Linked DNA regions of Homo sapiens: region 2 is linked to region 1. A link is an interaction called in ENCODE POLR2A ChIA-PET data of the cell type or tissue named here. Cell type or tissue: CD4-positive, alpha-beta T cell. All regions are shown on one strand. Links, peaks and the distances in the headings refer to the core of each region. The heading gives the core; the rest is flanking DNA. Region 1 overlaps GALM (galactose mutarotase). Region 2 has its middle 19 kb from the start of HNRNPLL.

Region 1 (2,919 bases), core at 286-2,785:
AGAACAAAAATACCACTTATTAAATTTAAAAAACAAACAAAAATATATAAGATGAGCTGACTAATTTAAATATCAGGTTTTGAGCTATGTGCCTGGGGAGGGTTTGAGATATATGATAATGCTTCTCAAGGTATGGCAAGAGATATTCTGAAGATGCAGAGGCCCTTGACTCCAGGTCTGGCTTGGTGATCATCCACTCCTACCGGAGTGCCTTGGAAGGCTGGTGCCCCCATCCACCTTCAAACCTGAAGTTAGTGGCTGTGGATTCAAGCTACGCTTACTAAGATAGAGGTTGAAAATCCCTAATCTGAAAATCTAAAATCTGGGGCCAGGTGCGGTGGCTCACGCCTGTAATCCTAGCACTTTGGGAGGCTGAAGCGGGTGGATCACCCGAGGTCAGGAGTTCGAGACCAGCTTGGGCAACATGGTGAAACCCCATCTCTACCAAAAATACAAAAATTAGCTGGGCGTGGTCGTGGGCGCCTGTAATCCCAGCTACTAGGGAAGCTGAGGCAGGAGAATTGCTTGAACCCAGAAGGTGGAGGTTGCAGTGAGCCGAGATCGTGCCACTGCATTCCAGCCTGGGCAACAAGAGTGAAACTCCACCTCAAAAAAAAAAAGAGGACAATCTAAAATCTGAAATGCTCCAAAATCTGAGCTTTTTGAGTGCCAACATGACGCTCAGAAGTAGTCACTGGAGCATTCCAGATTTCGAGTTTTCAGATTAGGAATGCTGAACAAATAAGTATATATAACGCAAATATTCCAAAATCTGAAAATCTCCAAAATCCAAAACATTTCTGGCCTCAAGTATTTTGGATAAGGGATATTCAATCTGTGGTATACGGAAGGAAGTTCATTGACCGCGCTTTTGGGTGGGGTCTATGATCTAGGAAACTATTCAGCCTCTGAAAAGAGATTCAGAAATACCCGTCACTCCAAGTCCCTGCAGGATTGGAAGAGTCGTAAAAAGCCTTAGTAAACCTAACATTCCCATATTGTCTCCTTCATTGGAACACACTGGCAGATGGAATACTGCATGCATAATTTCTCTTTTTATTTCTAATCTATTCCTTTAGATCTCCCCTCCCTATTATTAAATAGGATGTCCTAAGTATGCAAAAAATGTAAAAAACAGAATTATCACCGAGTTTTTTACCTACATAAAACAATACTTTCTTCTATTTCTGTCGTTTGTTTCTGAACTTATTTTAAGAAGTAGATCCTCTTAGGTCTGAGGGTTTTTGTTTTGTTTTTGTCTTTTGTTTCGTTTTTAAGATTTTTTTTTTTTTTTTAAAGACGGAGTTTCACTCTTGTTGCTCAGGCTGGAGTGCAATGGCGCAGTCTCAGCTCACTGCAACCTCCGCCTTCCAGGTTCAAGTGATTCTCCTGTCTCAGCCTCCCGAATAGCTGGGATTACAGGCCCACGCTACCATGCCCAGCTTATGTTGTATTTTTAGTAGAGACGGGGTTTCACTATGTTGGTCAGGCTGGTCTCAAACTCCTAACCTCAGGTGATTCACTCATCTCGGCCTCCCAAAGTGCCGGGATTACAGGCATGAGCCACAGCACCTGGCCTTGTTTTTAAGATTTCAAGAAGGATGGTGAAAGTTCCTGAGGATAAGGAACCCGCAAGTGAAGGGTCAACTTTTTTAAAGGGAGAACTTTGGAAATTTTACAAGAACCAATTAACTCTGCAATTTGGGAAAATTCTAGAAAACAGAATCCAGCAGATCATCAGCAAACTCCTGAAACAGTATAAAAAGGTGAGATATTACTAGCTGACTGTGAACACCATCTTGCGGTAGAAAATCAGGCCAAAGTGAGTCAAGTATAGTAGACAATGATGAGTTCTTCAGATAAAGAGGAAGTAATAGATATAATCTACAGAGTTTAGCTAAGCTTTTTATTCTGTCTGATATGATATCCTCCTCAATGAGCTAAACTGTTACCTTTAGGAGGGAATGAGGTAGTTCAGAAGGGATCACTTAAGGGGGGTTGTCAGCAGCTCTACACCACTCTTATGTGGGCAGTTCAAGTGGTCCCCCACTGGGGTTTATCCCTCTGCTGGGTTGATTTTAGTGTCTTAACCAACAACTTCATAAAGGGCTTCTAACAGCAGCTGACAAATAGTAGGTAGTGTTATTACTATGAAATTGAGAATATGCCTTTATTAAGCTAAAAAAACCAGGTCTTCTAAATCCAAGTCCAGTGCTCTTTCCACGGTACTGCGCAGGGCAGGACTGGCCCACCCAAACCCCTGGGAGGAGCTGGCAGGCTCACAGGGGAAGCACACACATATTGGCAGCATATCTAAAGGAGCTGGACCATGCCCATTTCCAAAGCTCCAAGGGTGGAAGGCACCTTAATTGGAACAAATTTGCAGGGAGTAGACGTGGAATAAGGGAAGCAAATATAAGCACATGTTACAATTAGATTCTGAGAGGGAGTTCTTGAAACAGCTAGTTACTTGTCTGAAGCAAACGGGAAACAGGTACTTCTCTTGGCAGTACAATGTAATCATTCTGTCTTTCTCTATAATTTTCAATTATTGAGCACCTACTATAAGCCCTCTGCTGGGCCCTTTTCATCATCATGAGGGTGACCTCACTGCCACAGCAATTCCACACTACTCTGATCTCTCTAGCCACAGCCCAGGACATTCCACAAAGCACGAAGCAGGAAAGAAGAAACAAGTTCACTTACCTGGCCTGCCAGGTTGAAGTAAGAATGGTTGGTCAGGTTGACTGGTGTGGCCTGACTGGCTTGTGCTCTGTAGTTGACTATGAGCTCTCCGCCATCCAGGGTGTATGTCACCCAGACTTTTAACTCTCCGGGGTAGCCTTCTTCACCATCTGGACTGATGCGCGAGAACTGGACGCCATTTGACAGCACCCGAGGGGTCCAGAGCACCTGGAA
Region 2 (2,919 bases), core at 240-2,739, 61 kb after region 1:
CCCACCACCCCCAGCTAATTTTTGTATTTTTAGTAGAGACGGGGTTTTGCCATGTTGGCCAGGCTGGTCTTGAACTCCTGACCTCACGTGATCCACCCGCCTCAGCTTCCCACAGTGCTGGGATTATGGGAGTGAGCCACTGTGCCAGAGAAATTTTTTAAAATGGTGTGTGTGTGTTTTTTTTTTTTTTGAGATGGAGTCTCGCTCTGTCGCCCAGGCTAGAGTGCAGTAGCGTGATCTCGGCTCACCACAACCTCCGCCTCCCAGGTTCACCCCATTCTCCTGCCTCAGCTTCCCGAGTAGCTGGGACTACAGGCTCCCGCCACCAGGCCCGACTAATTTTTTGTATTTTTAGTGGAGACAGGGTTTCACCATGTTAGCCAGGATGTTCTTGATCTCCTGACCTCATGATCTGCCTGCCTCGGCCTCCCAAAGTGCTGGGATTATAGGCGTGAGCCACCACGCCCGGCCTAAATGGAGTTTTTAAACTGTTCTACACTAGAGGATGAACAGCCTGCTTTCTGTAGACCTCCTGATTACGTTATCCTTGATCTTATATACATTAGACTCTGGTTGGAGAGAAAAATACACACACACGCCAAACAGATTCCATTATTCTCAGTTTAGAAAAAAAACCTCATTAAATTTGTAGGTAGTACCTTAGTGATAGTGCTGATAGGAGGTGAACTAAATTCAAGAATGTCTGTTGAATCCATTACCTGCACTGAAAAAAAAAAAACCGGGATTTTACGCTTATACAGGGCCATTTTGACCTGGCTACATCAAAATGGCTGCTTAAAAATGTCCTGCTTCAGACTTGTGTTGTATTCGGTCTTGCAAACACATCCTATCCTGACCACCTCACTCCCTGCTCCTTAAAACTATACCCTAAAGAACACAGGAGCATTTGCCTGTGACACAGATCAGGAAGAATCCATTCACAAACAACCATAACAATATGCTTTTTACACATACTAGGAGCAGAGGTAAAGCCTATGCAAATTATTTTTCTTCATCATATCTTTTAGGTATAATTTTAAAATTCTAGACATTCAACGATCTGCAGGTGATTGGTAATACTATTTTGCTGGCTGCACAATGTGAAAATACTATAGCATATAATGAGAAGTAGGGAACAATTCTATCTTTTGTGGTCAAGGCCCTCACATGTCAGACATGTTGTGGTTTTCTTCTGCAAAAGAAGCGGGAGGTGGAATAGGGAAGTAAGGAGAAAAGGGAAATGACTGAAGAGATTCAGTCATTCATTCAACAAATACTCATTGAGCCCTACTGTGTTCCAGCACTATTCCAGGCACTGTTAATAGAAGCAAAACAAAGATCTCTGCATTTGGAATTCTAACTGGAATAAGGTTATACCGGACATGAGTATGGGAACTGTTGGTGCATAATGATGTGTAATGTTCTCATTTGAGTCTATAGTATACTTCTTATAGCTACGTTGGAACATACCGTAGATATTAAATGCAAATATTCACCTATGAGAATTCTTTTTTTGAGACGGAGTCTCGCTCTGTCGCCCAGGCCGGACTGCAGTGGCGCTATCTGGGCTCACTGCAAGCTCCATCTCCTGGGTTCACGCCATTCTCCTGCCTCAGCCTTCCGAGTAGCTGGGACTACAAGCGCCCGCCACCGCGCCCAGCTAATTTTTTTGTATTTTTAGTAGAGACGGGGTTTCACCGTGTTAGCCAGGATGGTCTTGATCTCCTGACCTCGTGATCCGCCCACCTCGGCCTCCCAAAGTGCTGGGATTACAGGCGTGAGCCACCGCGCCCTGCCGAGAATTCTTACAGCAATTGTGGTGGTGCTGTTCTTGATGCCATTGGTGAGCCAACATTTACCACATACAAGAAGGTGTGTAGAAACCCAAAACTGAAATTAGAGGTAGGAAATATGGCTGGAAAATGTTATAGAAATGCCATATATATATTTTTTTTTCAATTTTGTGAGCATTTATTTGTTAATTTCTAAAGTTCTCGCTCCCTTTAAAATATGTCCCTTCTTCCCCCCCAACTTTTATTCCAGCTGCAGGGGGTATATGTGCAGGTTTTATACATGGGTAAATTGCATGTCACAGGGGTTTGGTGTTCAGATTATTTTCTCACCCAAGTAATAAGCATAGTACTCGACAGGTAGTTTTTTGATCCTCACCCTCCTCCCACTCTTCACCCTCGAGGAGGCTCCAGTGTCTGTTGTTCCTTTATTTATGTCCATGTATACTTAATGTTTAACTCCCACTTCTAAGTGAAAACATGCAGTATTTGGTTTTCTGTTCCTGAGTTAATTTGCTTAGGATAATGGTGTCCAGCTCCATCCATGTTGCTGCAAAAGACATGATTGCATTCTTTTTTATGGCTGCATAGTATTCCAGGGTGTATATTACCACATTTTCTTTAACCAGTCCACCACTGATGGTCATCTAGGTTGAATTCCATCTCTTTATAGCCTCATATTTTTGTGGTACTGTGGCTTCTTCCTGGTCTTTGTTACAGGAAAGACATTTAAGTGATGTCAGCTATAAAAAGGCTAAAGTTTGTCATCTGAAAGATAAAACACCAGAATCTCTACCTTTAGTTTCATCAACATTTTCCAGGTCTTTCTTCTATATCACCACCTAAAAATCACTTATGATCTTATGAAAGTATAAATTCCAGAGAACAACAATTTGTTTTGAAGACTGTGATAGACACTGCTAGTTACCTGTTTAGTGACCATTTCCCACTTCTTTCTTGTTGAGATAATTCTAATTTTATTAGGGCAGCAATGGCAGTTCCTGGTATAGATACGAACTTTTCCAGCCAAATCGGGGGCCACGTGACATGGTTCTGGCCAATAAGATGATACAATAAAGAAAGATATAGTTGGTACCATCTTTGCCTTCTTTTTTCCCTCTGTGGCCTT

The links. Peaks named below come from ENCODE experiments on the same cell type or tissue, not always from the same donor. Only the 100,000 strongest peaks of a DNase experiment are listed, where the experiment ranks them.
Region 2: POLR2A ChIA-PET joins it to region 1 with 5 read pairs; 9 of 35 experiments call an interaction of 5 or more read pairs at or near these places.

The regions. Positions count from the first base shown.
Region 1 is chr2:38,681,274-38,684,192 of GRCh38, reverse strand. GALM (galactose mutarotase) reads right to left here. Exons shown (of 7, transcript NM_138801.3): 3 at 2,707-2,913. LOC124905993 (a long non-coding RNA gene) reads left to right here. Exons shown (of 3, transcript XR_007086292.1): 3 at 1-310. Among named protein-coding and RNA genes, the nearest start is that of GALM, 17 kb to the right of the region's middle. In CD4-positive, alpha-beta T cell, for the core only: a CTCF peak has its summit at 1,812; DNase peaks (open chromatin) are centred at 1,312 and 1,812; H3K4me3 peaks cover 1,718 bases; H3K27ac peaks cover 1,441 bases.
Region 2 is chr2:38,620,701-38,623,619 of GRCh38, reverse strand. No RefSeq gene overlaps it. Among named protein-coding and RNA genes, the nearest start is that of HNRNPLL, 19 kb to the right of the region's middle. In CD4-positive, alpha-beta T cell, for the core only: no CTCF peak of the experiment used is centred there; a DNase peak (open chromatin) is centred at 1,189.